Linked DNA regions of Homo sapiens: all the other regions are linked to region 1. A link is a loop called in an ENCODE intact Hi-C map of the cell type or tissue named here. Cell type or tissue: Calu3. All regions are shown on one strand. Links, peaks and the distances in the headings refer to the core of each region. The heading gives the core; the rest is flanking DNA. Region 1 holds the start of OPN5 (opsin 5). Region 2 has its middle 51 kb from the start of ADGRF4. Region 3 has its middle 66 kb from the start of ADGRF4. Region 4 has its middle 5.9 kb from the start of ADGRF4.

Region 1 (8,219 bases), core at 1,060-6,059:
CCTCGAGATATTGAATATTATCTGCTTACCTTTCTTGGACATCTCTCTAGTTCGTGGGTGTTTCTTTGTTAACTTCCTGAACATTTCCTGGCCTTCGATGTTTGTTTCCAACTTACTCTGCACCATCTTACACCTATTTTGAGGTCTGCTGGCTTCTACTAGGTTTCAAGTAACTAATTTCAGAAACTACTTTATGTTGAAGTTTTCATGGATTCCGGTAGATTCAAATTTCATGTTCTCAGATAGTATATCCCTAGAAAGAAATTTCGTGGTGATGATGCTTCAGGCAAAAAATGGCAAAAGTTTCAGAAGCCAGAGCAGGCCAGTGGAGAAGACCATTTTGGGCAGGTCACTTTCACCTTGCATAAGTGGCTCTCCACACTGCCCATGCTTTTTGGTATTTCCTGCATTAAACCAGGGAAAATTTAGCAGGTCAAGGGGAAATTTATTGCCAAATATTTTTTGAAGATAATTTTAAGACTAGATAGAGTCTAACAGAGTTGGACTCTGTTTCTTGGTACGAACTTGTGTTTATTTCCTGTTAGGAGGGGAACCTGTGCCATTCTCTCTTCCGTATTTGCTTATACCTATTTGTAAGTCCATTCAATTTGGACATGAGGACTTCTGGCTACATCTAAAGATATTCTTTAATTTTTCATTGTGGAATAATACAGGATTTTAAATGGCTAATTCTGGTAACTCAAAAGATATTTAAAACTTTTATGGGTGATGAAGAGTGGAGATGTTTTCAGCTTTTTCCATAATAAGCTGTTATGAGAACAGTCTTAGGAAGATTTATTCATGGTCCAAAAGACCATTGATTAGCAGATGTGAGAGCAGTGGAGTATATTTTATGGCTTAAAGGATTATGCTAACATGAATAATCACATACAACTTACTCCAAGAAGTTTCATTTATATCTTTCACAGAATCATAAATTCAGCAGAAATTTTGACAAGTCATTTAGTTTCTCCTCCACTTTTAAACAGGATACTTTCCTCCAACCCCCATATGTTGTTTCCCAAGCAATAGTGCCATGAAATATTGTGCAAGAAAGGCAAGCTTCCATGGTTACAAAATTCGACAAACTGATCCTCTTGGAAATAATATCATAGACCCTGGAAGTTGTACCCAGACTACAGTACCTAAAGAATAGCTACAATACAAAATACAACAATAACAATATACAAAAAATAAAAAATAAGTACATAAGAGATTCAGATATGCAGCTGATTGGGAACCATTGGTTTGATCATAGGATGCCATCCCAGGGAACTGGGGGATGTGGTGTTGAGGGCCCTGACCACCTGGGAAGGTAGATAGGACAGCATCTATCTACTATGGGCGGTAGGCAATCTTCAAATACAGGAGGTAAAAGAGGGAAGGAATCGACAAATGACTATTTTATTTACACAATGAGGTAATTCAGGCACATTCAATACTGAAAAAGAAACTCTCTAAAACATATCTCTGAACAAATTCAGTCATGACTATGTGTTGCATTTATTATTTTAAGTAGTACAGTTAGTGTTCTGCAAAAATATTTATGATGGTTGCATTGCTATAGCCTGTTTTCAGCAAAAAGTATAATTCTGTATCAATGATGAAATAGCACCTCAACAAAATAATGATAATGATCCCATACTATGCACTGGTACCTCTAATTTCTTTATGAACTGAAAGTTATTTTACTCATGTGTAGGTAAACCAGAGGAAGAATTAGGTAAATTAAGTGGATTAATTTCTCCTAGGAGTATTTTAGTAGTGACTGAAGGAGCCAGTTTTATATTCTGAAGGATGTAGACTTTGGATAAAAGCTTGAAGGTCAAGTGGAATTTGGATAGACTGAGAAGAAATGGAACACAAATTACATATGGGGAAAATAAGTGTAAAGTGTGAAGTTGAAAAATGAGTTTGTAATGTATAAAGAAGAGTGGAAAAAAAAAGAATTCCCAAATAACCATGTATTTAGGATTCTCTGCCTCTTTCTCGCAGTGTTCCTCAGGAAGAGTTGTGTCTAAGTTGTGTCTTTGAAAAGAACTAGAAACTCTCAAACACTGTATTTCCAAACTTAAACAATAGCATTAATTTTGATCAGTGTCAGAAAAAAAATAAGTCCACCTATGATATGTCAAAAGCAACTCTTCTGCCAGGCAGGCAAGGCTCTACAGGACAAGATCCCATTTTACCAAGCCAAGATGGCTACCACTTCTCTCCATGATGAACTCTGTTCCCATGGAACAACTCTTTTTCCATCCCTTATACACTTTATGTTCATTTTTTCCTCCAAATCTTAGCTCATGTCATTTTCTTACTGAAAATATTCTCTACTGTTTTCGTTGCTTATTAAAGCCCCTTGGGGGCTCAAGTGAAGTTTTATGTTATCATTTTCATTATTAACATATCGAGTCTTAGGCTGTGCAAGGCCTGGGTACTTCTCGATATAGGAAGGACACTTCTTGATATTACACACACAGTCTAGTTAATTCCTCAGAAAATAGTATTATTTCCTTGCTTTAAAAATTATTGTCTAGGCCAGGTTCAGTGGCTCACACTTGTAATCCCAGGACTTTGGGAGGCTAAAGTGGGAGGAGCCCTTGACCCCAGGACGGGAGTTTGAGATCAGCCTGGGAACCATAGAGAGATACTGTCTCTACAAATAATAATAATAAAAAAAATTAGCTAGGTGTTGTGGCGTGTGCCATGGTCCCAGCTAGTCGGGAGGCTAAGTTGGGAGGATCACCTGAGCCTAGGAGGTCGAGGATGCAGTGAGCACTGATCACATCGCTGCACTCCAGCCTGGGCAACAGAGTGAGACCCTATCTCAAAAAAATTCTCTAAAACCAAGTAAAGCAGCATTTTATTGTTTTATATTCTTGTATTATTATTATATTTTCTGACCATTAGTTGCATCTTTTCTCTGTCCAGAAAATGATAGATACCCTCCCTAAGTCTAGATAACATGGTAAACCTCTGTTGTCCTACCTCATAATGCTGGGTTTGTAGTAGATGTTCAGTGAATACTTGAGTTAACACACAAGCATCCATTGATTCAGCATGGGACCCTGAGGAAATCTCTTATACAATAGCTATATCTTGATGGATAGGCAAGTTTGGGAAAAGTAAGCATCTCAGCATATAATAAATATACAGGACCCCCCATTCATAATATGCTTTCGAGTCCGATATCCTATTGCTCCTACAACAAGCATGAGTGACAGGTAAGAAGGAGACTGCCCATTTTACAGATGAAGTGGTTGCAGTTCAGAAAGTTTAAATGATTTGCTCAAGATCAGAGGGTGGGTATCACAGCTGGACTCCAACCTTCATCTTATGATTCTGAAGCTAAGGTGGAGGACAGGACTGGACAGCCAGTTGGGCGGGGGCAATCTTTGGGGAGGAGAGAGTTTACCAGAACAAGAGGCAGTCAAAGGGGAATCAGGAGTTTGAAAGGTAAAGATAAACTTTCACCTGGGGTAGGTCTTGGGATGTGGTGCATCTGGCAGCCAAAGATTTCTCCTACAGCTTTCTAACCATCTCAGGGAGAAGGATTTGGAATGAACATTAGCACATGACTGTCCTCAAACTGTGTGTAGGAGACTGTAGTTTCAGCCAACTGGCCACTGAAAGGGTCACTAGCCTTCCTCTGTAAGCTGTAAGTTGGCAGTTAGAAAGGGGTTAAATTCATGTCTTTTGCGAAGGTGAATTACATGGTTAGATATGTGCCGATCACCCTGTCACCGCCTGTGGGGCACACAACTCTGTGTTCCACTTGCTGTCTCATATAATGCCCGAAATTGTTGCCTAGAGAGCTGAACAGTGACATCTGTTGGTTCGATTTGAAATAGGCAAGTTCAAAAGAGAAACAGCCACACTAGTATTTCTTCCCCTTTCAAAACAAATAGGAACAATCATGACAAAGGAATGACCCTTCCAAAGGAAGTTTTAACATCAGCAGCATACTTTATCTGAAGAACAACACACGACTCCAAGTTTCAGGATGAGGGATATCATGTGACTTTTATTTTTGCAGAAAGCCCATCAAAGACTTTGTGTAAACCTTTTAAAACTCCAATTCAAAAGAAACAGTACTAAGACCTGTGTATCTGAGAAATTCCTCAATGCTCAAGATTTCATCCAGAAGCATAAATGAGCAAATAGAAAGTATGGATTTGGGGCAGTGGTGAGAAATAATGAAATTGCTTTCTGCTCTAGGAAACTTGAGAAACAAACCTTCCTGTGGATGTGCCTGTGAGTTACAACCCAGCTTGAATCCTTTCTAAATAGCTCCAAATTTCAAGATCACTTTGACAATCACCTAGCTCTTAGCTTCAATTAATTAAGTGTCCATGTTCCTTTGTACTGAATGCTCTATTTCTTTCCTTACAAAACTCTAAACCTCATTGAATGTACAATGGAAATGATTTTCTGGGAAATCTGGATAATCAAAAAATACTATATTCTGACAAGTTATATATATACATATGTAAATTTTTTATATATTATATATAATTTATATACATAAATTATATATATATAGTGTGTGTGTGTGTATGTGTGCACACTCCATACAATATCATTTCCTGCTCAGACCTTTACAAAAATTGCTAAGAAACAGTAAATTGCACAGTTTGGCCTTCAACCTTTTAATCACCCCAAGGAGAAAAGAAGTGGCTCAAAGAGTAGCATGAGAAAACAGAGGAGAAAATGAAGGCTTGGATAATCTGCCAACCGAATAACTGAGTAATGACATAATTGGATCATTGAAAAAAATGTTAAAATTTTTACCAGTTATTAATTAGAGAATCATGCATGACCCTGGGAACTTGCTTTTTGTTTTAAAACAGGAGCCACGATTATGAAATGGTTCAAGCTGGCTTATTCAGGTCTGCTGAGATCTCTACTGGTTTGCTTTTCAGATCCCTCGTGGTTCGAGAACAGAATGGCGTTAAATCACACTGCCCTGCCTCAGGACGAGCGCCTGCCCCATTACCTTCGAGATGGGGATCCTTTTGCTTCCAAACTTTCTTGGGAAGCGGATTTAGTGGCTGGCTTTTACCTAACAATAATTGGTAAGCTTCCTTAATTCTTCTGTGCAAAGGCTGCATTTAGAAAATTCATGGGCTGATATGTTAATTTTGTGAAAGGATTCTGATACTTAAGTGGATAGTTTAGTGGAGGCGAAGAGTGGGGAAAGGCAGAAGATGGAATGGCATTATGGCATTCAATAAATGTTTCCTAGAAATGACTCTTTATTATCATTATTATTAGGAATAAAATTCCATTGATAATCCAAGAACTCTTACAGCAAAATTATTTATCCATTTCATTTTGGTTACTTTGGGAGTAGATTTACTTTCTGAATACCAAAATTAATGATAATGATATTTTATTTAAACAGAGTGCTTTTTAAATAATGTTTTTGACATAATCATAAGTTTTAGGTTGAGAATGGGCCTTAAAAATAATCTAGGTCAGTCTCCTGTTCTCACAACTGTGCAAAACTCAATTGTGCTATTGTGCTATAGTACTATAGTAATGGCAGAAACACTGAGTTTACTTCACCTAAAAGTAAAGTCGCATCAAAATAGCTAAGCCATTTTGGTGACAGTTGAAAAATGTGTTGGTGATAAATGGAAGAAAGTCCGGGGTCAAAAGATTTTTGTGCATAATTGACGAAAGGGTGCACCTGCTTCTAGACTGCATGATCTCATTCATTCAGTAGCCACATGTGGCTTTTCCAAATTGAAAGTTGCTGTAGTGTAAATACTCACCAGATACTGAAGGCTCAGTACAACAAAAAGTGGTATAAAATATCTCATTAATAATTTTTAAAAATTAAATACATGTTGAACATACAACATTTTAGGTATGTTAAGCTAAATAAAATATATTATTAAAATTAATTTACTGTAAATTTTAAATTTATAAATTAAATTTTTACTTTGTAAATTTTTACTTTGTTTAATGTGGCTACCAGAAAATTTTAGAATCCATATGTGGCTCGCATTTCTGGCTTACATTACATTTATACTGGATAGCACTAATCTAGACAGTTAGGATTTAATTTAACCACCTATTTAAATTTAAGAAAAGAAACCATACTTTTCTTAAATTTAAAATTGTTGTTTTAACTTTGGGTGACCAGTGTGAAGGTGGGTTATGTCTTTAGGTTTGTTTGCCTTTAATTTTTTCAGATGTTGGGTCAAACTTGCTCTCTCTCTCTTTTCTCTTTGTTTCTATCTTTCTCTTCCACCCTTCTTCCCTTCCTCCCTTTCTCTCTTTTTCTCCCTCTCTCATCTATTTATTACTGGCTAAGAATTTCATTTAACCTCCTGAAAGTAGCAAAACTCATTAGAAAATACTTGATATCCCTCTATGGTCAGTACTTGAGGCAAAAGGAACTCATGTGATTCAACCAAATTCTGCTGTAAAGTGATTCCCTGGGTCTTTGTCTTTATTGTTGTTAGTGTTTTACTAGTTTAAATTCTGTTTCTTATAAATGAGTCCCCATCTCTTTTCAACATAAATATATATTGAGCGCCCACTCTTTGCCACTGTTTTAAGTTGCTGGGAATAGAGCAGAGAATAAAATGGGCAAACATTCTGCTGGAACAGAAACTGTCTTATCTCTGTAAAATCCACATTGCATTTTTATTAAACTTAAGTACTTTCAATTAACAGAAAAGGCAGAAAAATAAGCAACTTGATCAATTGTATTTAGCATAGCTCCATCACTTTCAAGGAATGAATTAAAAAAGTAACATCAATAACCTGACAAATCTCTCCAGACAACACAAAACAGAGAGGCCTATCAGTCCATTCCCAATCTTAAGCAGGGAGGATTGCAGGAGGATTGCAACCAGGGTGAGGAAATCAGGAGAATTTCCCACCTGATACACATGGAGTTGGAAGGAAAGTCCACAATCATATTCCAGTGGGTTTGCTGAGATGGAGCCAGAAAAACAGGTTGAAAAAGAGTCCCTGGACAGGGGGAGCTTCAGGAGGATCAGGGCACTAGGAGGTGGAGCCAATGGTATGTTAGAGAACAGTCACGCAGGGTGAGGAGAGGGGTCGACTGGAGGGGTTTGGACTCACCCTAGATCCACTTCTTGGACTTGGCCGTGTGTCTGGTTTTCACTCTCCTAGAATAGGCTAGTGTAGATGTTGCAAGATTCCTTTTTTTTTTGGACATAGAGTCTCACTCTGTCACCCAGGTTGGAGTGCAGTGGTGCGATCTCGGCTCACTGCAACCTCCATCTCCCAAGTTCAAGCAATTCTTGTGCCTCAACCTCCTGAGTAGCTGGGGCTACAGGTGTGCACCACCATGCTTGGCTAATTTTTGTGTTTTTTAGTAGAGACGGGGTTTCGCCATGTTGGCCAGGCTGGTATTGAACTCCTGGCCTCAAGTGATTTGCCCACCTCAGCCTCCCAAAGTGTTGGGATTACAGGCGTGAGCCACCGCGCCTGGCCAAGATGTGTGTGTCCAGATTGCTTTTAAGGAGCCAGAGTGGAATAAACATTCTTGGTGGGCTTTGTTAAATACTAGAAGTCTTAAGAGACAATGGAAAGATAACAATATAAATCTGAGTTTGAAATACAGGAGACATAAATTACAAACCCATTTTCTACCTTCCACACTTTTACTATTATTGTAAATACTGAGTTTATTAACAGTTAATATATATGATATTTTTGTATCCATAAATGATATAGGATTTGATAATCTAAAAGTGTCCCCACTTTGGTCTTTATCTTCTTAATCTGGTTGTCTTTTCAGTAATATTAAGAATAAATTTGCTTTTTCCTGACACTCATCTATAACATATATATATTGCTTGTTAGAATAATTTACATGCAATGAATAGAGAGGTGACTATTTTTTGATAATGCTTTGGGCACTGGGTGAAACCTTATGAAGCAGGGTCAGTAAAGAAAATTTAAGGAAGGAAAAGTAAGAAAACAAATATTTTCAAAAGAGATGTAGACAGATGAAAGGTGTTTCAATGAGCCTTGTGTATCAAACGAAAATGGATACTTGTTTTTACTCTTTTTGGATACAAAGTAGGTGGCATTAAGTTTATACTTTTTCAAGCCACGTTTTCACATTTTGCTTTCCTAGCTGGTTTCCTTGAGTGAGACCTGTTTCATTTTAGTTGGTTTGCTCTGGAACTCCGTAATCTCTTTTATTTTTCTCTTCTTCTGCTTTATGAAAGCTA
Region 2 (8,219 bases), core at 2,104-7,103, 130 kb before region 1:
GGCATAAGAATATAAATTTTTACCTATATTAAAAGGTTAAAACAATTTGTTTTGAAGGTTTAAGCAAGTTTTAAAATGTTAATTGTAAAGAAAATTCTGTGTGTAAACATATTAGCTAAAGTTAAAGGGGTATCATCCAGTTTTTCTGTGAACTGGACATTAAAGTAAAAACACAATGGGTTTTTCTTAAAGCACTGACCTGCTCTCTAACAAAGATTATAAAAGGTTAAAAAGAGTCTATAAAAATCTCACCTTATGGTCTGACATTAAAAATTGAATAAATATGTCTACAAAGTTTTATTAAAATTAAGTTTAACATTAATAACACACTAATACAAACGTGAAATTTAGCTTATCTGGTATAAAAATCATACAGGAAGCATTATTAAATATAAAATGATGTTTGGCTTTCTTTGGTCTAAAAACTAATAAAAATAGGTGCTAAAGGAAATTTATCAGTAAGAAGGCACCAAGGACTATAAAGTCCACTGCTGATGTCCCCACATTTAAAACAAAATGTCAGTTTCTTAGAAATTATATACTTGGTTTATCTTCCACTTTCCTTTCCCTCAAAACTAAAAGTCTTTTAGCACAGTTACCACCAATAGAATTTCCAGTAAACCAGCCTGAAGATTACCTTCTCATCAAAGGGTGGAAAAAAGGAAAACTCAAGCCAGCCTGGGAAGGACCCTACCTTGTGCTGCTAACCACTGAGACTGCTGTTCGTATAGTGAACAAGTGATGGATTCATCACACCCGAGTCAAAGCACCACTCCCTCCAGAGTCGTAGGCCACAGTCCTAGGGGAAAACCCTACCAAACTAAAGCTAAGAAAAGTTTAACTCCTTCATCTATTCTATTAGTCTTTCTTCTTTCCTCGCTCTATTGCTGACTAGTTATTAACATAACCAAGTCAATTTCACCTCAAACTATTGCATTTAATGCTTGCCTTGTTATACTCTGTGGGAACTTGCCAAGTCAAAGACAGCTCTCTACTTCAGAAAAGTACCTCTGTCCCTCCTGACTCTCCTCAGACTGGGCATTAGTAAACTGGGACCATTTAATCCAGGGAGATTTCAATAAAGACCCCAGTGACAATGAGGAGTCTTGCCCCACAATGTAGAGCTTTTATGCTATAGTTGGTCCAATGTTCTGTGGACCACTAAAGAGCAAGGATGGACTGCCCCAACCAGTTTTTGTCATTTCCTAATATCATACCTTCATTTTATAGAGGATCATAGAAATTAAAGACTTAAAACAAACTTTGGTAATTAAGACAGGATACCAAGATACAAATGCCTGGTTGGAATGGATCAAATATTCTGTCCACATGTTAAACAAAAGCAATTGTTATGCTTGTGCACATGGCAGGCCAGAGACCCAGATTTTCCCCTTTCCACTAAGGTGGTCCTCCTGTTGACCAGGTGTGGGCTGCATGTTAGTTCTTTTCCAGGATTGTACAGCCTGGAGTAATAAGTCATGCCAAGCTTTCTCTGCTATATCCCGAAGTCTGGCACCCTGCAGGTCAGTCCCCGAGGGCCATCCAGCTTCTGTCTCCCAACACTAAGTTTGCTTTGTGTCTCTCACGACAGGGAGGAAACTTAGCATTCCTTGGAGACCTGAAAGGATGCAGTGAGCTTGAGAATTTTCAAGAGCTTATCAATCAGTCAGCCCTTGTTCATCCCCCAGCGGATGTGTGGTGGTATTGTGGTAAACCTTTACTGGGCACTCTGCTGAATAACTGGAGTGTCACTTTTGCTTTAGTCCAATTGGCCGTCCCTTCCACCCTGGCATTTCATCAACCAGAGGGAGAGAAAATAAGACATCATAAAGCGAGAGAAGCCCCTTATGGGTCTTTCGACTCTCATATCTATTTAGATGCAATTGGAGTCCCATGGGGAATACCAGATCAATTTAAAGCTTGAAATCAAATAGCTGCAGGATTTGAGTCAATATTTTGGTGGGTGACAGTTAATAAAAATGTAGATTGGATAAACTACATCTATTACAACCAATAGCAATGAGCTTTTCATGAGTTAAAAGAAAAACTAATGTCGGCCCCAGCCCTGGGGCTACCTGACCTGACAAAACCCTTTACACTCTATGTGTGAAATGGCAGTTGGAGTTTTAACCCAGACTGTGGGGCCCTGGCCAAGGCCAGGGGCCTATCTCTCAAAACAACTAGACGGGGTTTCCAAAGGCTGGCCCCCATGTCTAAGGCTGGCAGCAACAGCCCTGTTAGCACAAGAAGCAGATAAACTAACCCTTGGGCAAAACCTGAATATAAAGGCCCCCCATGCTGTGGTAACTTTGATGAATACCAAATGACATCATTGGCTAACAAATGTTAGATTAACCAAGTACCAAAGCTTGCTATGTGAAAATCCCCGCATAACCACTGAAGTTTGCAGCACCCTAAACCCTGCCACCTTGCTGCTGGTATCAGAGAGCCCAGTTAAACATAACTGTGTAGAGGTATTGGACTCAGTTTATTCTAGTGAGTCCAACCTCTGAGACCATCCTTGAACATCAGCAGACTGTGAGCTGTACGTGGACGGGAGCAGCTTCGCCAACCTCTGCAAAATGACTCTGAAGAAGACGACAAGCCCTGCTCCAGTCACACCCATAAGCTGACTAGTCCACGTATGACTGAAGCATGAGAAAACTCATCGTGGGCTCATTTTCCTTAAAATTTGGACTTGTACACTAAGGATTTCAACTGACCTTCCTCAGACTGAGGACTGTTCCCAGTGTGTACATCAAGCCACTGAGGTAGGACAAAAAGTTGCTACAGTCCTCTTATTTTATGGTTATTATAAGTGTACCAGGAGTCTAAAAAGAACTCATTTGTATAATGCTATTCTATACAAGGTATGTAGCCCAGGAAATGACCAACCTGATGTGTGTTATGACCCATCTGAGCCTCCCATGACCACAGTTTTTGAAACAAGATTAAGGACTGAGGACTGGTGGGGGCTCATAAATGATATGAGTTAAGTGTTAGCCAAAACAGAAGAAAAAGGGGTGCCCAGACAAGTCACCTTGAAATTTGATGCCTGTACTGTCATTAATAATAATAAGTTAGGAATAGGATGTGGTTCTCTTAATAAGGAAAGAGGCTATATGGCAGAAAATAAGTACATTTGTCCTGAATTAGGACTGTGTGAAAATGAATGTGTACTGGTCTTGTGTCATTTAGGCTACTTGGATAAAAAATGAAAAGGATCCTGTTCACCTTCAAAAAGGGAAAAGTGGCCCTTCCTGTATCAGTGGTCAGTGTAACCCCTGAGTTATTACTAAATAACCAACCCCCTTGATCCTCGCTAGAAAAAAGGGGAGCGTGTAACCCTAGGAATCGATGGGGCTGGACTGGATCCTCGAGTAAATATCATGGTTTGAGGAGAAGTTTATAAATGCGCTCCTGAACCGGTATTTCAAACCTTCTATGATGAACTGAATGTGCCAGTACCAGAAATTCCAGGAAAAACAAGAAATTTGTTTTTGCAATTAGCCAAGCATGTAGCCCAGTCTCTCAATGTCACTTCATGTTATGTATGTGGAGGAACTGTAATGGGAGATCAAAGACCATGGGAAGCCCAAGAAGTATTACCTACAGACCCAGTTCCTGATGAATTCCCGGCTCAAAAAGCCTAAATCATAGACAATACCGTATAGCATGAGTGGGGAAGGACTTCACCCTTCCTGTAGGAAGACTCAGCTGCCTTGGGCAAAAACCATATAATAGCACTACAAAAACAGCCACCTGGTGGAGTTCAAACCACACTGAGAAAAATCCTTTAGTAAATTTCCAAAGTTGCAAACAATGTGGACCCACCTGGAGTCCCATCGGGACTAGACAGCCTCCACTGGATTATACCGGATATGTGGGCATAGAGCCTATGCCAAGTTACTTGACCAATAGGCAGGTAGTTGTATTATTGGCACCATTAAACCATCCTTTTTCCTACTGCCCATAAAAACAGGTGAGCTCCTAGGCTTCCCTGTCTATGCTTCCTGAGAAAAGAGAAGCATAGTTATAGGTGACTGGAAAGATGACGAGCGGCCCCCTGAAAGAATCATATAGTACTATGGGTCTGCCACTTGAGCACAAGATGGTTCATAAGGATACTGAACCCCCATTTATATGCTCAACCGAATCATACAGTTACAAGCTGTCTTAGAAATAATCACTAATAAAACTGGCAGAGCTTTAACTGTTTTAGCCTGGCAAGAAACTCAGATGAGAAATGCTATCTATAAAAATAGACTAGCCCTAGACTACTTGCTAACAGCTGAAAGAGAGGTCTATGGAAAGTTTAACCTGACCAATTGCTGTCTGCACATAGATGACCAAGGGCAAGTAGTTAAAGATGTAGTTAAACATATAACAAAGCTGGCACATGTGCCCATGCAGGAGTGGCATAGGTTTAATCCTAGGTCCATGTTTGGAAAATGGTTTCCAGCAGTAGGAGGATTTAAAACTCCTATAATAAAAATTATAATAGTAATAGGAACCTGCTTGTTGCTTCCCTGTGTGCTGCGTTTACTCCTTCAAGTAATAAAAAGTTTTGTTACTACCTTAGTCCATCAAAATACTTCAGCACAAGTGTACTACATGAATCACTATCGATCTGTCTTGTAAGAAGACATGGGTAGTGAGGATGAAAGTGAGAACTCCCACTAATGAGTGAGGTTCTCAAAGGTGGGGGAATAATGGAGACTACACCTCATATTGTCTTATGCCCAATTTCTGCCTCCAAAGAAAGAAGAAGTAAAAACTAAAAGGCAGAAATGAAATCCACAGGCTGACAGCCCGGCGCCACACCCTGGGCCTGGTTAAAAATTGACCCCTGACCTAACCGGTTATGTTATCTATAGATTCTAGACATTGTATGGAAAAGCATTGTAGAAATCCCGTCTTGTTCTGTTCTGTTCTGATTACCAGTGCATGCAGCCCCCAGTCACATACCCTCTGCTTGCTCAATTGATCACAACCCTTTCATGTGGACCCCCTTAGAGTTGTAAGCCCTTAAAAGGGACAGGAATTGCTCACTCAGGCAGCTCAGTTTTTGGAGATGTGAGTCTTGCCAAAGCTCCTGGCTGAATAAAGCCCTTCCTTCTTTAACTCGGTGTTTGAGGGGTTTTGTCTGCAGCTTGCCCTGCTACATTATGATCAAGAGTAACAGCTTGCTTATCACAACTTGCTCAAGCCTTTGTCCATGCAGTGCACACTGATCCAAGCCATTATGTCATGAACTCTGCCCAACCCCAACTAGTTTCCTAGTTTTTAAGACTTGAAAACCCTGTGAATATCCTCCCTCGACTTCCTACTTCTGAAACTTACTAAGACTGCCCAGGTAGTGGCATCTCTTACTATGTACAATACATCTAACAGCCTTAACTTTGCTTGATCAATGGATTTTTCTGGTGGTCTTCTGGGCAGTTGACATGTTAAAAGTGAGATGTTTTTCTTATGTATGAAGAGCAACATTATGTATGTCATATCAAATTACCTTTGCATCTTGAATATTGGCTTAAATGTTAAAATTTCTCTGGATCCTTTCAAGAATCTTGGGTCTAGTAGACCTTGCATTATCCTTTACCCTTGGAAATTAAAGAAACCCACAGAAGTCTTATTTTCCATATGAGTCCTGTGGTAACCCTTTTCCTTCCTCCCTTTTCCCCTCCTCCATTCAGAAGGCAGAAGAAGATGAACAGAAGATTGATGAGAGTTTGAAGCCATGTTCACTCATGGATGGATGGATGGTTAAAGTAATTGTAACTATTAAATTCATTCAAAACCAAACAAACACTATTGTGTGTGTACAGCTCTTATTTTCCTGGGAGAGGGAGGCTAAAGAGACAATCCCAAAATGTTAAGCCATGAAAAACACAAGTGTGAACTGTGCAGGCCCATTTATACTTGGGTTTTCTTCTGCCTCTGCCACCCCTGAGATAGGAAGGCCAACCCCTCCTCTTCCTCCTCCTCAGCCTACTCAGTGTGAAGATAACAAAGATGAAGACCTTTATGATGATCCACTTCCACTTAGTGAATAGAAATATATTTTCTCTTCCTTTTAATTTTCTTAATAACATTTTCTTTTTTCTAGCTTACTTTATTGTAATAATACAGTATATAATATATATATACAGCATAGAAAATATGTGTTAATTGACTGTTACGTTGTTGGTAACGCTTCTGGTCTACAGCAGGCTATAAGTAGTTAAGTTTTGGAGAGAGTCAAAAGTTATATACAAATTTTTGACTGCATGTGGGGGCCGGCACCCCTAACCCCCATGTTGTTCAAGAGTCAACTGTGTAAATAATTATAAATAGAGATACATGAACTAAGGGAGTCAAACAGGGCACAGTAATTTAGGATTATGGAGTTGGTGGGTTGGAAGGATGGGGAGACCTCTTAGAGAGAATGGGCAGTGAAGGCCTCCATGGGAGGTACTGAAGCTAAGACCCGAGAGAGAAGCAAGGCTGGATTAGGGTGAGGCAGGTGGGGCCTATGACACAGCATTGAAGGAAGCCCTCAGTCTCAGGGTCACACGAGGCAAGATCCACACTTTCCTAAGGCTCTCTTTCCTCATGTTAGTTTTTATTGCACCCTGGAGAGGAGAAATAGCCAGTCGCACAAAGAATGTGGGGTGTGTGTGTGGAAGAAAGCAGTAAGGTGAGGGGCTGGGGAGAACGAGATATGCACAGTGATCCCAGGCAGAATAAACAGGCTATACACGGGCCCTGAGGTAGAAAGGCATTTGGTAAGTTTCAGGAGCTGATTGGAAGCCCTTATACTTGGTTGAGCATGGACAGAGGTAGAAAAGGCCCAGGAGGAGGGTGAAGAGGCAGGCAGGTCTTGCGTCAGGCGGGCCTTGCAGGCCACATGAGGCACACAGATCTTATCCTAAGTGTAATGAGAATAGTTTTTAATCTGTGACGCCATGTGACTGAATATATATTTACAAGATTTCTGAAAAACAGATTGAAAGGGGGTAAGGGTGAAAGCAGAGAGAACAATTAGAAAGTGTTTGTGTTAGTACAGGCCAGAGAGGAAGATGGTTGGGACTGGATGGAGATGTAGTTATGTGTCACTTAACAATGAGGATACTTTCTGAGAAATGTGTCATTGGAGATTTTGTCATCATGCAAACATCACAGAGTACACTTACACAAACCTGGATGGTATAGCCTACTACACACTCAGGTTGTATGATATAGCCTATGCTCCTAGGCTACAAACCTGTACGACATGTTACTGTACTGAATACTGTAGGCAACTGTAACACAATGATAACCATTTGTATATCTAAACAAATCCAAACATAGAAAACGTACAGTAAAAATAAGGTGTTATAATCTTATGGGACCACCAGTATATATGTAGTCTATTGACTGAAACATCGTTTTGTGGCTCATGACTGTATAAAGAAATGGACAGATGTGAGATATATTTTGAGGTAGAAACCACAGGACTTGCTGACGTGTGAATGTGGAGTTTAGAAGAGAAGTGTGGCCTGGACATCCAAGCTGTGGAAGTGGGTGAGCTCCTCCAGGGAAAGGGAGAGAGGAGAGAAGGGAGGAATGGGGTATGGAGGGGAGGAGGGATGAGGAGAAGGTCTAAGAAGCTCCAACACTTAGAATTCTGGTAGAGAAGAGATCATACAGGAAATAGTAAAATGAGGTACATACAAATTTAAGAAGAGTGGTGTTTCCTCAACCCAAATGTCTGTTGACAGATAAGTAGATAAGGAAAGGGTGACAGATATATAAATGGAATGTTATTCAGCCATAAAAAGAAGGGAACCCTGTCATATGTCACAATATGAATTAGTATTGAGGACATTATGCTAAGTGAAATGAGCCAGTCACAAAAGGATAACTACTGTATGATTCCACAAATATGAGTTATTTAAAGTAGTCAAATTCACAGAAACAGAAAGTAGAAAGGTGGTTGCCAGAGGTTGGGAGGAGGAGGAAGTGGGGAGTTGTTCAGTATTGCCTGAAAAAGTTCTAGAGACCTGTTACAAAACAATATGAATATACTTAATGCTACTGAACTGTACACTTAATTAACAGGGTAAATTTTGCATTATTTTTAAACCACAATTTAAAAAATAAAAATTAAAGAAGGAAATATTTCAAAAAAGAGAGAAATGGTTAACTGAATTGAGTGCTGCCGAGATGTCAAGCAAAATGAGGGCAGAGTTAATTAT
Region 3 (8,219 bases), core at 224-5,223, 150 kb before region 1:
CCAAGTGTTTCTTACTGACTACATTTCAGTTCCCTTTAAAAGTGTGTGAATAAAGTTATTGAAAGTAAAACTACATTTTAAGTGCATTGAGAAACTTTTTTTTTTTTTTATTCCAGTCAGGGTCCTTCTCTATTACCCTGGCTAGAGTGCCGTGGTGCGACCTCAGCTAACTACAACCTCTGCCTCCTGGGCTCCAGCAATCCTCCTGCATCAGCCTCTTGAGTAGTTGGGACTACAGGTGCATGCCACCACACCCACCTAATTTTTTTTTGTTTGTTTTGTTTTTGATACTGGGTTTCACCATGTTGCCTGGGCTGGTCTTGAACTCCTGAGTTAAAGCAATCCGCGCTGCTCCCCTCGGCCTCCCAGAGTGCTTGGATTACAGGCATTAGCCACCATGCCCAATGAGTAACAATTCTTTAATAAAATCACATGTTAACTTTTCATGGTAGAGTGGATTTTTAGAGATATTCCTAAACATTAACTGAACAGAATGTAAACGATGTGACGGAGTGATGACATTTTTACTGTCTTTTCCTCCCTTGAGACTCATTAAAAACAGTAAGTACAATGAAAAAGATTTGATATTAATAGATTAAAAAGCAGATTTAAGATAAAAACATTGCTTTTCAGATGAAATAAGGAAGCTACAATTTATAATAGTAAAAATACCTTCCAAATGTTTTGGAGGGAGCAACCTGAAATCTGATATAAACTTTCCCAGACTTTGTGCCAGATGCAGATTTCTCTGAAAGGCTCATCTGATCATTGTAGGCTCAAATCCTGTACAGAAGGATAGCTGGGGAATGTGGAGCTGAAAGAGAAGCCTCACTAACTGTAAGCCCTAATAATTGGAAGTCTGAAAACCAAGGAGAAGGAGACATGCTCTTAGGGAAGACAGATGTAATGAGAGAATATTTTGGCTAACAATTTATAGCTCTTCTTCCTTGCTGTGCTATTCATCAAATAACTGACACCATGGAAACGTGAGTAATCAGACACAAGTATCTTTATGGATACCTGTGTTTTATATAACAAAAAAAAAGTTGTCCAGAAGAAAACCTTGATTAAAATCCTTTATGTCCCAGGAGGAAAAAAATGGCATGATATGTAACACCAAGACATCTGTTAAGTTATGGAACTTTAAAGAATGAATACTGACTCAAAGAAGAAGTTGAAATTTTTAATTGACTAAACACACCGTAAGTGAATTTGAAACGTATTTAAGGCTCTACAACTGAGAAAGACAGCAAGGCCAGATGATGGCTGTGTTTTAATTGGTCTTTAAGCTACTCAAACTGTAGAAAAAGATGGAAAGCCACCCAATTTATTTTATGAATCCAGCATAACTTTAAACCTGATCATCATAAACCAAATCTCACAGGGAGAGATTTCATATCAGGAAATTTATCAATCTCAATGCATGATATGAAATTATAAGAGAAAAATAAAATGTTCACTTTGATAAAAGGAAGGGGTTTCCTGTACTGGGTATGGTGGTGAAGAACACAGTAACAAAATGGTACCACTGTCTTGATGCGTGCCTAGCAGTTCTAGTCACCGTCACCACTGCGTTTACACTAGCAGTGCAAATCTCAACACAATGAGAAAAGCAACTAGCATCTTCGTATTATCATGAAAGTTGTTTTGACCTTGTGGACCACACTTTGAGAACCACTGACCTAAAATGACCTAGTATGGTCTTTAGCATGTAGTAGACAATCAGTAAATGTTTAGTGGATGAATAAGTGACAAAAGGGGAGGTATTCTCTCTACCCCTTGTCTTTACCGTCTCCTACCTTTTCTTCCTTCCTCAAATATTCAAGTATAATATCTCCTCAAGACTAACCACTATCATGCCGATTGCTATAAAACAGACATTCTTCCAGGGACTGCATTAGGCTCTTAAAATGTATTTAACAAATTTTATATACTGGACTTTAGATGGTCAGTTTACCCTACATTTTATAGTAAACTTACCTTTAAAAGTAGGCATCGCGTCAAACATAGCTAATGTTTATATTGTGCTTACCACATACCAAGTGCTATTCCAAGTAATTGCTATCTAATTTACCTGTCTATCCTATCTAATCATCTCAACAATCCTGCGTGCTAGGAGGTATTATACTCCACACACGGGAAAGAGGCTAAGGAAGGTTAAGCAACTTGGCCAAGGCCACTGAGCTAATAAGGCCTGGAGCTGAACTCAGCCCAAGAAACCGAGTTTTGAAGCCTGTGCTTTTGCTCATAAGCTTTATTGCCTCTCTACATAGATAATATATAGGAAAGAAGGAGCCTGCCTGGGGAATATTAATTTCTTCTAGTCTAGTCTTACTTCTTTCACTCTTTGTGATCCTTTATATTAAGTCTGTCAACATTTTTCCACCAGTAAGAGACTAAATGTAAAGTCTATTTTCAGGGATCTCATAGTTTTTAGATTTCTCTGTGATGTGGTCACACAAGATTTTGGGAAACGTTCTTCATTTCTTAGTGTACATCTTTGCAAACTTAAATGGTTTTCATGGCTTTTCAGCAAAAACACAATAAACAACCTTACGTAGCTTCCATAAAGAAATTAAATGGGCCAGGCACGGTGGCTCATGCCTGAAATCTCAGTACTTTGGGAGGCTGAGGTGGGAGGATTGCTTGAGCTTAGAGCCCAGTCTGGGCAATATAAGGAGACCTTGTTTCTACTAAAAACAAAACAAAAACAAAAACTAACTGGGTGTGTTGGTGTGCATCTATAGTCTCAGCTACTTGGGAGGCTGAGGCGGGAGGATCGCTTGAGCCCAGGAGGTTGAGGCTGCAGATCGCGCCACTGCACTCCAGCCTGGGCAAGAAAATGAGGCCCTGTCTTTCAAAAAAAAAGAAAAAAGGAAAAAAACAAAATTAAATGACCACTAGATGGCAGTCAAATAAAGCTCAGCTTATATGTGTCTTGAAACCATAAACAGGTAGCAGCTGCAAATAAAATCAGAGAGGGCTCCAACCTTCACCCAGAACTGGGACACAACCAACCCTACTTCCCTAGCCTGATTACTTCCCCAAGCTAAGTGCCACATGATAGGGTAAAAAGAGTTGGGGCCTTGGAATCGAACTGATCTCGCTCTGAAAACTGGCTCTAAAAATGAGTAGCTGTGTGAACTTGGCAAATCACTCAAGTCTTATCCCTTTCCTTATCTAAAGAGACATAAAAACTTTGTTTTGCCAGAATTTAAACCCTTTCCTTCTTGCCGTTTACTCAGGGAAGAGGGAGAAAGGAGGCCCTGAGTTCTGGGAGAACAAGTCAGACAGCAGCAACAAAACCATCTTGCTCTTGTTTGTCATTTCTGTTGGATGTTGACGCCTTGAGGGCTCCTTTGACCCCAGGTTGCTGCAGTGAGTCCTGAACCTTTTCTCACATGTGTTATTTGCCACTTCCTGTCCTTGATTCTCTGGTGGCACCTCCCGTTCCTCCATTTTGTCCTGCAATGTGCTCCTACCACAACCAGGCCAAAGAGAAAGCAAATCCCATTTATGGTTGCTTATGTAACCAGCTCATATAATAGTTTTGTAGTGAGCTTTGTGCTCCAGGCTTCTTAAGGAGTTTCTGGTAGGGCATCTCTGGTTTTGCCACTTCTGTCTTTTTCCTATGTGAAGTCTAGTATAATTCATATAGAGTTGGAGTCTGCCAGTACAGTCCAGAGCCAGTGGTCAGTGGAGAGAGTCTATGGTGCCACGACCATGCCTGAAAAAGTGAATCCATTTTCTGCCCAAATTCTAAGCAGGAAATGACTTTTCTCTCCAAAATGGGGTTAAAATGTCCATATTGTGGTGATGATGTGACTGTAGGGTCACAGAAGCAGAGAATAGTCCTACCCCAGAAGGAACGTGGTCACCTGAAAGACTTCAGAAGTGAAACATGCTATATAGGAGGACAGAGCAAGACAACATCACACAGATCTTTCCACTGACAAAATAGCCAGCCATCTGCAGTATGCTTTAGGGAAAAGCAAAACCTTTCATGGATATCAGTAAGTCTTGACCCAGGGCTTAGACAGTATTTTGAACAAGTGACAAAACTAGTGATTATGATTCTTAATAGTGATAAAAATCCTGGAGTATGAGAAAAACAACATAGTATACATAAAAGTATTCAGGGACCGTTTCCTTAGTCTCACCAAGATTATCACCAGTTCCATGGAGAGAGAGGGAGAAGTAGAGAATGAAATAAAATAATGTATATTCGTTTTAGTCTATTGAATTTGTGAATGTATGTGTAATGCAAAAATGCCTTTATGTTTGTTTATCTTGATCTGAACCTGTGTTCTTACTGAGGCAAGAAAAAAATTGCCATTCAAAGGCTACATTCTCATCTGGCTTATTAATTAATTGATTATTTTTTTTGTACGTGTATGAGATGGAGTCTCACTCTGTTGCCCAGGCTGGAGTGCAGTGGCATGATCTCAGCTCACTACGTCTGCCTCCCGGCTCAAGTGTTTCTTGTGCCTCAGCCTCCCAAGTAGCTAGACTATAGGCATGTGCCACCATGCCCTGCTAATTTTTGTATTTTTAGTAGAGACATGGTTTTGCAATGTTGGCCAGACTGGTCTCAAAAACTCCTGACCTCAAGTGGTCTGCCCGCATTGGCTTCCCAAAGTGCTGGGATTACAGGCATGAGCCACCATGCCCAGCTGTCATCTGGTTTAAATTATAAATCACTGCATATACAAAATAAGTAGCAATCAACATAAAATTCCCTTGGGCTGTTTCTCCTCACTCAGGGATCTGCCTTTGTTCTTAGTGTGGTGTCTGTGTGTGCAAGAAGTGGATACATCCTCTAGGGAGCAGGAGGAGACAAGACTCCGTGTTTCTGAGCCTCTTGCTCTCCTCTGCCCCTTTCCTCCCTAGTTGAGTATTGATGTGAGAAGACATCTCACCTCTTGCCTGGCCCTTGCTCTTGCTCTCTGTGTCGGAACTTCTCTTGTTCAGAACCAGAAGGGCTCTGGATTAGCTTTCTATTGCCGCTGTAATTATCACACAAATTTAGTGGTGCAAAAACAATAGACATGTATTATTTTATATGCTGGAGGTCAGAAGTCTGACATGAATCTCACTGGGCTAAAATTAAGGCTTCCAAAGGAAGCTCTAGGGGGAAAATTCCTTTCCTTGCCTTTTCCAGCTTCTTTAGGCTGCTGGCAATTCTTAGCTCATGGCCCCCTTTCCCCATTTTCAAAGCCACCTGTAGAGGGTTGAGCCCTTCTTAAACTGCAGTCCTCCATCCTTCATGCATAATCACCTCTCCCTGATTCTGTCTCCCTCTCCACTCTTAAAAACCCTTGTGATTACATTTGGCCCACCTGTCTGAAGGCTCTTAATCACATTAGCAAAATCCCTTTTGCCGTGTAAGGTAATGTATTCACAGATTCCTGGGACTAGAATGTGTGTATATATCTAGGTGGCAGTGGTGGTGGTGGGGATTATTCTGCCAGCCACAGGCTCTCTGCTTCCTGTCAGATTGAAATGTTCCTATATTCTAGCCTTCTTTTCCCTATGCTGTGGTATTCACCCTTCCCTTCTTTATGGCAGTAAAGGAAGGCTTCAGACAAAGGATTCAGCTTACCAGTGAGTGAAAGTACTTTTTAGGTGGGGGGTGTTTTAAAAAATCATCCCCAGAATAAATAGTGACTTGCCCAGGGAGTTTTGAGGGGCATTGATGAATACAGTGAAAAGGAAACACTTTACCCTGGGAATAATTCACCATTCCAACAACTAGACTCTTAAAATTAGCTAGACAACTAATTTCATGGTAGATAATGACACTGGAAAGAGGAAGATAATAAGATCCCCTGCTGATCAAATCTGAGCCTGAAGCCTATTTAGTGACTAAGATAAGAAATGAGGTTATCGACTACTTAAACAACAAAGCTGAGGAAAACTGGGTGGTGGACAAAGAAGAGAAAATATAAATTAAAAATTTGAGGGTGAATTTTAGAACTTTAGAAGTAAGTTTTCCTGATGGCTGAGAATTCAAACCAACATACTTTCCTGTCCTTGTGATAAACAATACTGGTACTGGACATTCTTTCCTGTCCCAAGTGAAATACCAAAAGCAAACAAAAATAGATTAGGTACTTGCTCTCCAGGAAATATTTGCTCTTGGAAGATAAAATTCTGAATAAAACAAAATAGCTTATTAAGGGAGAAGACTACCCCTCATATTGTCTTATGCCCAATTTCTGCCTCCAAAGAAAGAAGAAGTAAAAACTAAAAGACAGAAATGAAATCCACAGGCAGAGAGCCCAGCGCCGCACCCTGGGCCTGGTTAAAGATTGACCCCTGACCTAACTGGTTATGTTGTCTATAGATTCCAGACATTGTATGGAAAAGCACTGTGAAAATCCCTGTCCTGTTCTGTTCCATTCTGATTACCAGTGCATGCAGCCCCCAGTCACGTACCCCCTGTTTGCTCAATCAATCACGACCCTCTCACGCAAACCCCCTTAGAGTTGTAAGCCCTTAAAAGGGACAGGAATTGCTCACTCGGGCAGCTCCGTTTTTAGAGACGTGAGTCTTGCCGAAGCTCCTGGCCTAATAAAGCCCTTCCTTCTTTAACTTGGTGTCTGAGGGGTTTTGTCTGTGGCTTGTCCTGCTACATTTCTTGGTTCCCTGACCGGGAAGCGAGGTGATTAACAGACTTCGAGGCAGCCCCTTAGGAGGCTTAGGTCTGCCCTGTGGAACATCCCTGTGGGGGACTCCAGCCAGCTTGAGCAACACGAATCCTGAGAGCGCTCGCGGGTAGGCAATTGCCCTAGTGGAACAGCTCACCAGAGCAGTGCCTGGCAGGCCCCCGTGGAGGATCAACGCAGTGGCTGAACACCGGGAAGGAACTGGCACTAGGAGTCTGGACATCTGAAACTTGGTAAGACTGGTCTTCGGAACTCGCCCACTCCATTTGAGTGGAAGCGTGGCCTGATCACCCATGGCAGCCTGTACCTGCGCTTTGGTTTTTGTTTTTGACTTGACTTGGATTGCTTGATACTTGGGTTTTGGTTTTGACCTGGCTTGGATTTCTTTTTTTATTTTATTTTATTTTTTTATTATACTTTAAGTTCTACGGTACATGTACACAACGTGCAGGTTTTTTACATATGTATACATGTGCCATGTTGGTGTGCTGCACCCATTAACTCATCATTTACATTAGGTATATCTCCTAATGCTATCCCCTCCCCCGACCCTATGACAGGCCCGGTGTGTGGTGTTCCCTACCCTGTGTCCAAGTGTTCTCATTGTTCAATTCCCACCTATGAGTGACAACATACAGTGTTTGGTTTTCTGTCCTTGTGATAGTTTGCTCAGAATGATGGTTTCCAGCTTCATCCATGTCCCTACAAAGGACATGAACTCATCCTTTTTATGGCTGCATAGTATTCCATGGTGTATATGTGCCACATTTTCTTAATCCAGTCTATCATTGATGGACATTTGGCTTGGTTCCAAGTCTTTGCTATTGTGAATAGTGCCACAATAAACATAAGTGTGCATGTGTCTTTATAGCAGCATGATTTATAATCCTTTGTATATATACCCAGTAATGGGATGGCTGGGTCAAATGGTATTTCTAGTTCTAGATCTTTGAGGAATCGCCACAGTCTTCCACAATGGTTGAACTAGTTTACAATCCCACCAACAGTGCAAAAGTGTTCCGATTTCTCCACATCCTCTTCAGCACCCATTGTTTCCTGACTTTTTAATGATCTCCATTCTAACTGGTGTGAGATGGTATCTCATTGTGGTTTTGATTTGCATTTCTCTGATGGCCAGTGATGATGAGCGTTTTTTCATGTGTCTGTTGGCTGCATAAGTGTCTTCTGAGAAGTGTCTGTTCATATCCTTTGCCCACTTTTTGATGGGGTTGTTTGTTTTTTTCTTGTAAATTTGTTTAAGTTCTTTGTAGATTCTGGATATTAGCCCTTTGTCAGACAGGTAGATTGTAAAAATTTTCTCCCATTCTGTAGGTTGCCTGTTCACTCTGATGGTAGTTTCTTTTGCTGTGCAGAAGCTCTTTAGTTTAATTAGATCCCATTTGTCAATTTTGGCTTTTGTTGCCATTGCTTTTGCTGTTTTAGACAAGAAGTCCTTGCCCATGCCTATGTCCTGAATGGTATTGCCTAGGTTTTCTTCTAGGGTTTTTATGGTTTTAGGTCTGACATTTAAGTCTTTAATCCATCTTTAAT
Region 4 (8,219 bases), core at 1,633-6,632, 88 kb before region 1:
AGGTTTGTTAAAAGGTCAGGAGATGGAGACCATCCTGGCCAATGTGGCGAAACCCCGTCTCTACTAAAAAATACAAAAACGTAACTGGGCGTGGTGGCATGAGCGTGTAGTCCCAGCTACTCAGGAGACTGAGGCAGGGAAATTGCTTGAACCCGGGAGGCAGAGGTTGCAGTGAGCCAAGATTGCACCACTGCACTCCAGCCTGGCAACAGAGCCAGTTGGGATGTAGAGATAGTAATGCTTTCTCTGCCTTCTCCATTAGATTATGACAAAGAACAAATGCAATTTTGTAGGTAAAAACGCAAAGCACTTAAGGTATCGCCCAATCATATGCCACAGGATTATGTTTCTATTATTTATAATAACACAACTAGTATCTGTAGCCACAGTACCAGCAGCCACATTTTTACTTAGTTTACCAGTGTTAGGTGAGATGTGCAAAGAACTCCAAGTCATGGAACCTTCTATCAAGATGAAAACCTCTTACCTTTGCAATTGTGATATGAAAGGTAAATACTCCAAAGTGTCACAGGACCATACATGATTCATTGACCAAAAGTTGTATATACCAGTAGTCTTCAAACTTTTAGGATTAGTAAAACACAGTGAGTACATATCCCCAGATGTGTTCATTATTAACCTAAAAAGTGTTACATACATTATGAAACCTAAGAGTAAAAAAGGGTGAGAACAAAGAAATGTAAGTAGAAGTGCCAATGTATCTTCACGGATCCCAATGGGCCCTTGAGCACACCGTCCTCCAACCCTGAGGGGTGGTTTGAGGTCTGTGTGTGACAAAGAATACGGCATCTGCAGGGAAGGGGGAAGCCACCCTGAGCTGGAGGACTTTGGCATATATGAATTGTGAACACAGAACTTCTATAAGGCCTTGGAAGGTGAATAATATTTTGTATAGCAGAAATAAGAAGAGGGCCTGTATTCAGCAGGCAAGACTTAGAGAAAAGGACAGGATGACCTAGTTAGGGAAGAAGAATTTCATGGACTGTTGCTATGTTGTATAGTACTTTTTTCTTTGAGACGGGGTGTCATTCTGTCGCCAAGGCTGGAGTGCACTGGCGTGATCTCAGCTCACTGCAACTTCTGCCTCCTGGGTTCAAGCGATTCTCCTGCCTCAGCCTCTCGAGTAGCTGGGGTTACAGGTGCCCAACACCACGCCCGGCTAATTTTTGTATTTTTAGTAGAGAGGGGGTTTCACTATGTTTACCAGCCTGTTCCCGAACTCCTGACCTCAAGTGATCCACTCGCCTTGGCCTCCCAAAGTGCTGGGATTACATACAGGCATGAGCCACCATGTCCAGTTGTATAGTACTTTTTTTCCTCTAGAAAAGGTGATTTGAATAATTGACAAATTGTGAGAAGTGATTACGGAAGTGCTCCATAAAAATAATGCCAAAGCTAGGGCAGGTGCGGTGGCTCATGCCTGTAATCCCAGCACTTTAGGAGGCCGAGGCAGGCAGATCATGAGGTCAGGAGATTAAGACCATCTTGGCTAACATGGTGAAACCCTGTCTCTACTAAAAATACAAAAATATTAGCCAAGCATGGTGGCACACGCCTGTAATCCCAGCTACTCGGGAGGCTAAGGCAGGAGAATTGCTTGAACCCGGGAGGCGGAGGTTGCAGTGAGCCGAGATGGCCCCACTGCACTGCAGCCTGGATAACAGAGTGAGACTGAATCTCAAGAAAAAAAAAATAGAAGCTATGTCGAGGAATTCTCAAACTTGTGGCAAACTGCATTTCTCAGGCATTGGGTCCATATTTAAGGCCCTGAAAGTGAGTATCCTATGCCATCTCCACCTCTCTTTTCTCTTCCCATCTTTCCACCTTTTCCAAGACTACTCCACCAGAGGTCACTGATGCCACCATATCCCTCCAACAGAACCTAGCTGCTAACACAGTACCTGGCCACAATATCTGCCAGGCCCAAGCATACGTGTTATCTTCTTATGATCTTCTAATTCTTAACTTCTTTTGTTAAATATCCAGATAAGAGAAGCCTTAAAGGGTTGAGTAGCCTCTGCAAAAAGGAGCTCCAGAATATCAGAGGTAAAGCTTTCATATTCATTTTTGTATTTAAAAGTTTAACAAGATAACAATCTTGGAGTTTCTGGCATATGGAGTGTTGCTAACACTCTCACCTTAACACTTTGCAGTGTGGATTTCCCAGAAGTGATGGGTGCCTCTTAAACAGTTGAGATTCTTTCTGGAATATGGGGATGCAAAGAGATGCAAGTGGAGTTACATGAATTTAGAGGAGAGTGACAAGGTGGCTGGCGTTGGAGGGTGAATCTCAAACCACATAGTAGGAGAGCAGGTGATGAAAGAAATGAGAGAAGTCTTAGGTTCCCATGACATCTCACTTGTTCTCTATGACTCCAATCAGTTGGCCCACATCCAAAGTGTAAAAACTCCAGGGAAACAAATTCTGATCCTACACAAAGAACTGCTCAAGAGGGGCCAGCTGCCATGGTACTGAAGTGGCTTAAGTGGGCTTGGGGCCTGCACAGGGTTGCTGTAGAGAAGATTCAGTCATTGGACAGCAGGCTGGACTATAACAGGGTCGTTAACTTATCTTCTATTCCTGTGACTTAGAAACATTGTTTTGTTATGCAAAGAATGAGGGCCATGAACTGTTTTGAGGGAGGGAAAAACTGCCGCTCAATTTTTTAAAAAACTTTTAAATGGCAGCAAAAGGAGATTCAGGGTTGGCCCAAGGAATACACCCAAAACAAGCAAGGAGGTGATCTAGAGCCTCCCATGCCAGTGTCTGCTAGGGTCCACATCTCCTGTCATGGACTGGGGCTTCAGGGGATCTGCATGGAGAGAGGCTAATTGATGGGGCTGGGCACCCTGTGGCCCTGAGAGCAGTGTTGCCCCATCCTCGTTCTTTGCCTTCCCATTCTCTCTCTGTTGATTTCTTCAGCCCTCCTCTTCTCTTCTCTTTCTTCCCTCTCTTTTCCTGTTCCCTTTTGCCTTACTCTTACCTAACCTTTGGTCTTGTTTTTAGTCTTTGGTCTCCATACTTGGGAGTCTGCTGGTTTCTCTGTACCCTTTTCAGCTTTAAAAAAAAAAAGACCCAAAGTTTAATGCAAATGACATTAATAAATGTCTAAAGCAATGGTTCTCAACTTGGGCTACACATTAAAATAAACTGGGAAGCTTCAAAAAATGGGGTTGCCTCGGTCACACCCCTGGAGATTCTCATTTGATTGGTCTGGAGTGTGGCTTGGATTTGGGGGTTTTGAAAGCTCCCCGGGTGATTCTAATGTACATTCAAGGTTGAGGGTCATTCATCTAAAGACTCCCTGAAGTGTTCTGGCATTGAAAATATTTGTCTCCAACAAGCATCCCTGATGTAAGTACTCTCCTCTTTCACTTTGGTCTGCCGTGGTGCTCTCAGGAGAGAGTCCTGACTCTCTCAATCCCTTCCAATTTAGCTTTGCTCCTTTCCTTACGTGTTTCAGAATTGATCCATTCAGGTCATCATAGAGAAATTCTGCTTTTCAGTGTCATAAAATCCTAGTCATTTCTTCCACTTCTCTTTGTGGTTTTATGTGACTGATAAGTCAAAATAATATCCAGCATTTTATGAGTAGTTGTCGATTGTCTGATTCAGTGGTGTTGTTGGCTGTACCTTAGAAACACCTAAGAAGCTTTAAAAATATACCACTTCAGGGCATGGTGGCTCACGCCTATAATCCCAGCACTTTGGGAGGCTGAGGTGTGCAGATTGCCTGAGGTCAGGAGTTTGAGACCATCCTGGCTAACATGGTGAAACCCCATCTCTACTAAAAATACAAAAATTAGCCAGGTGTGGTGGTACATGCCTGTAGTCCCAGCTACTCGGGAGGCTGAGGCAGGAGAATCACTTGAACTTGGGAGGTGGAGGAGTTGCAGTGAGCCCGAGATCGCACCACTGCACTCCAGCCTGGGTGACAGAGGGAGATTCCGTCTAAAAAAACACACACACACACTTTCCAGGCCGTACTCAAGAAAAATTAAATTAGAAACTCTTGGAGGTAGGGCCTAAGCATTCTTTAAAGCTCCACAGTGATTCTAACGTGCTATCTGGGTTAACAATCACTGGCCTAGGTACTAGGTAAATTTATCCTAATTTCTTGCACTTCTCCCTTCATTTCTTGCTCACTAACTTTAGGTCACTGCCTGCAATTAGTTTTATCAACCCTGCTCAGAGGACAGAAGTAGGTGTTTCATCTGTGCTCTTCTCTTCTGCTTTGTAGGCCTCTAATCCCTAGGTAGCAATCTTCTGTAGTCCAGATTCAACTCCCCTCCTCATGGCACCTGCTTGGGTAGTATCAGTCCTGCTTCCCAAACCCAGCATAATAAATTTGCTTGTCTGTGTTCATTTTATATCTGAAGTGATGAATTAGCCTATGTTTATGTGGTAGTAATTCTACCAGTGAGTTAATGTATTACCTATCTTAGGCAACACATTTCTAAAAAACGAGGACATCCTCTGGACACAGGTGCATTACAAGGGCTTGGCTTTAACGCTGAGGATTTCAGCAGACCAGCTGAGAAAGAGTTATTTGAGATCTTGGAGCCATTTTGCTGTCTCTCTCTCTCCATGCCACTCAATGTCTTCTCCACTGTCCAACACCCTCCCAAATTAGGGTCTCCTTCAGTAGGCAGAGCCAGGCCAGGCCAAGGAGGAGGAGGATCTCTCACAGCAGTCAGTTCCTATGTTGTCAGCAGTTCCAATATAAAAAAGGAGAGAAGGGAGCCGGGCACAGTGGCTCATGCCTGTAATCCCAGCACTTTGGGAGGCCGAGGTGGGCAGATCACGAGGCTGGGTGTGGTGGTGGATGCCTGTAGTCTCAGCTAGTCGGGAGGCTGAGGCAGGAGAAACGCTTGAACCTGGGAGGCAGAGGTTGCAGTGATCCGAGATTGCGCCACTGCACTCCAGCCTAGACGACAGAGTGAGACTCTGTCTCAAGGAAAAAAAAAACAACAGAAGGAGAGGAGAGGAATAAAGTGAAGGAATAAAAGAAATTGCTGTGGATCACAATTCCCTAGATGCTTTGAATAATTGTGATAATTGAAAACAGACTAATAATGATATTTAATAAATGCAATTTTACTTTGTCTTCAACAGAATGCTTCTTCTGAATTATCTTGTCATCCCATCAAAGGCCCAAGTTAACAAACCAGGCTACATCCCTAACCTAGGAGGTGAGTGCAAAGCAAGGGGTTCCCATATATGTCATATATGTGACATTTCTTTTAAAATTGCAATTTGATTAATTATAATTAGAAATGATTTTTTCTTCATTAAAAGGATTCTACTATACAGTCTATTCTCACCTAGCTATGGTTGGAAATATATTCACACTTCAAATTCTTAAGCTACTGAAATTTTTTTTGTCCCTGAAAATTAAGCAGGCGTGTCTGAAAATGCTTTTAAATTAGCCTGGGTGATTTTTAGATGGGAGTGAGGAGAGCTGCCTGCTTTACTTAGCTGCTCCCTCTCTTCAATCTTCTCTCTAGTTCTCTATCCCAGGACATCCTATATGATATCAGCAGTATCCCCAGATTTCCCATTGTGGCCCCTTTCTTTTCCCTAGCCTGAAAAGATCAAGGTATTATGATAAATAATAGCTGTGAGAGGCCTCAGGGATGATGGAGACGTTTATTTACATTTGAGATCTCAGAGATAGACAAAGATATATAGAAAAATAGAAGTGGAGAAAGGAGCCACAGGGAGAAACAGAAATTCAGATACACAAAGACAGAGGGACATGGTGGCTCACGACTAGAAGAGAGCCACCTAGACACAAGGACATGTGCAGACACAAGTCTTCCAATCCTGTGTCTCGATGTCCCTCTGGATCTAGAGACAGAAAAGAGAGGAAGACAGAGGAACCCACATCGAGATACCCACATTCATAGGGAGACAGAGACAGAGAGATGCACGGAGAGGATAAGAGATGCATTGGGAGATCGAGAGAAATGCAGAAAAAAAAAAAACCCAGAGAGATGGACTCACAGAGACACATACAGCATGACAGAGACAGAAACAGAGATAGATGCACTCAGCTATGTAGAGAGGGCCTCCCACCCCTCATCCCAACACATCCAGGCTCCAGCAGCCTTTGTGGCTTTCTGTAGCAGTCCAGGGCCTTGTATAAAAAGTGGGTCTTTTCCAAGAAGTGTTACACTGAAAAGGAGGTGGCCCAGCTTAGAGAAAGACAAGGTGTGTAATTCAGCATTTGTTGGCAACAGAAAAGACTGTTCTCTGGATTCCAAAGTGGCTTAAAGGGAGGAGACTCTCCATCGGCCATAAGGGATGTACCCAAATGGGCTCATTGTTCAAGACAGTGAGCTTATAATGCAGATGTTGTAAAGCCTATGAATCTTGCTACCTGTACATTAAAGCTGTGATCTTCTGTTCTTGACAGGGTTGTATATTTCAGGAATGGCAGAGCCCAAAGGAGAAATGTGCTCATTCCTGTCTTCTTGCTTCTGGAGAATATGTAGGAAGCTCACACATGTGGTGCTGATGGAGGAGGGCGTGATGTGCAGAAAGGATGAAAGGCTCCTCTGTCTAAGCTGTTCTGTGCTACTAAACATTTCTCGTCCATCAACTGTACATAGCTACATATGTCATGCTGGGCAGCCACAGCAAACAAAAAGACAAAGGGGGCCACAACCGTGGTTTTTGTTGGGGCTTCCATCTCTATGCTGTTGGGTCACATTTGTCTTCAGAAAGCAACCTCTGTCTCATCTTGGAAAAGGCGGCCTGAGATTTCACCTGGCTGGATTCTGTGTGTTGCTGAGGGAGGAGCCTCATGAATAGTCACAAAGAGTTGGGCTGACTCTAAGTAGGACATTGCAGATTATTTTTTTTTTTCAAAAGGAATCCACTGCCAGTATATCCACTTTTTCAAATTTAAATAGATTGGATTGTCAACTTGGTTTAGGCTTAGATACAACTTCCTTGGCCATGAACCAAGGGGAAAAGCATAGAGCTTTTGAGACAGAAAGATGACCATTTTCAGTTAAGGAGATGGAAGTCTGGAGTTGTGAGTCAATGCTAATCGAGGACTGAGCCAGAGGTAGAAACCCAAGTGTGCTGGCTCCCAGCCCTGTACTTCCTCTTCAAGACCATATAGACACTGAAAGATCTTCTGCCTACACTGACAATGTAAGGTCAATCCTCACCAACAATATGCTTTTTTGATACCTGGGATTGGAGAGAGGAAATATCACATTTCCAATTCAGAGCTGCTCTTTTTCTTAACCTGTATGTAAACAAATTCAACATTCAAACCAGGTGTTACCTGATAGAACAGTATTGTAGGTAGAAGCTCTTTGAGGAAAAAAAAAAAACCTCTTTACAAAGCAAGGACATAGATGACTGCAGCAGCATCTAACTAGTGGATGAAGGCAAAGGGGCAATGGGCAGCCTTTAATTATCCCAACAAGAAGTCAGTATTGATGACGTTTCATTACAAAGGAGAAAGTGGGGCTCACCTTAGGTATGAGTGCAGTCCCTTCCTTCCTTCCTTCCTTCCTTCCTTCCTTCCTTCCTTCCTTCCTTCCTTCCTTCCTTCCTTCCTTCCTTCCTTCTTCCCTCCCTCCCTCCCTCTCTCTCTCTCTTTCTCCCTTTCTCTTTCTTTCTTTTTTTCTCCCTCTCTCTCTTTCTTTCTTTCTTTGTTTCTTATTACAAATAATCTTCCTATAAGTAGGAAAGTTTGAGCAGACAAAAAGCATCAATCTGAAGTTAAAAAAAATGCATCAACCTGGAGAAATAGTCATTTTTCAAATGGCATTGCTTATCTTGGGACAACAAAAGCATCCTTCACAAATAAAGTCAGAGAGTGGTTTTAATTTACCATTTACCAATAGATTTGTATGTTCTTTTCAAGAGAAGGGGTGAGATAGACATAGTCCTGGTTTTCCTCAATGCAGGCTTAGGTACAAAGAGATGTCACTTACCCAGAGTCCATATATTGAAGTGAAAATGGAATTTCATGAAGCAAATATAGTTATAGGATGGTAACTCTGGACAAATTTTATAAAAGATGAACTCCAATTGCTTCATTTCACAGATAACAGCTCTGAGCACTAGGGAGAGAGGGAGGGATTGGCCTAGCATTTGCTTTGTGTCTTGAGCAGTCACATCTATTATGGAAGTACTCACTACTCAGCTATACTCACTCCCTGAGACAGGATGG

The links. A loop is a pair of places that touch in the nucleus more often than their neighbours do. Peaks named below come from ENCODE experiments on the same cell type or tissue, not always from the same donor. Only the 100,000 strongest peaks of a DNase experiment are listed, where the experiment ranks them.
Region 2: a loop joins it to region 1, with 6 times the contacts of the local background. A loop is called at or near these places in 82 of 110 quality-filtered maps.
Region 3: it touches region 1 in a loop (14-fold over the local background); 87 of 110 quality-filtered maps call a loop at or near these places.
Region 4: it touches region 1 in a loop (4-fold over the local background); 4 of 110 quality-filtered maps call a loop at or near these places.

The regions. Positions count from the first base shown.
Region 1 is chr6:47,777,125-47,785,343 of GRCh38, forward strand. OPN5 (opsin 5) reads left to right here and starts at 4,908. Exons shown (of 7, transcript NM_181744.4): 1 at 4,908-5,072. The coding sequence starts at 4,943. In Calu3, for the core only: a CTCF peak has its summit at 3,818 (motif pointing left); a DNase peak (open chromatin) is centred at 3,757.
Region 2 is chr6:47,642,978-47,651,196 of GRCh38, forward strand. No RefSeq gene overlaps it. Among named protein-coding and RNA genes, the nearest start is that of ADGRF4, 51 kb to the right of the region's middle. In Calu3, for the core only: no CTCF peak of the experiment used is centred there; a DNase peak (open chromatin) is centred at 4,824.
Region 3 is chr6:47,628,582-47,636,800 of GRCh38, forward strand. No RefSeq gene overlaps it. Among named protein-coding and RNA genes, the nearest start is that of ADGRF4, 66 kb to the right of the region's middle. In Calu3, for the core only: no CTCF peak of the experiment used is centred there; no DNase peak of the experiment used is centred there.
Region 4 is chr6:47,688,535-47,696,753 of GRCh38, forward strand. It overlaps the pseudogene ADGRF2P. Among named protein-coding and RNA genes, the nearest start is that of ADGRF4, 5.9 kb to the right of the region's middle. In Calu3, for the core only: no CTCF peak of the experiment used is centred there; no DNase peak of the experiment used is centred there.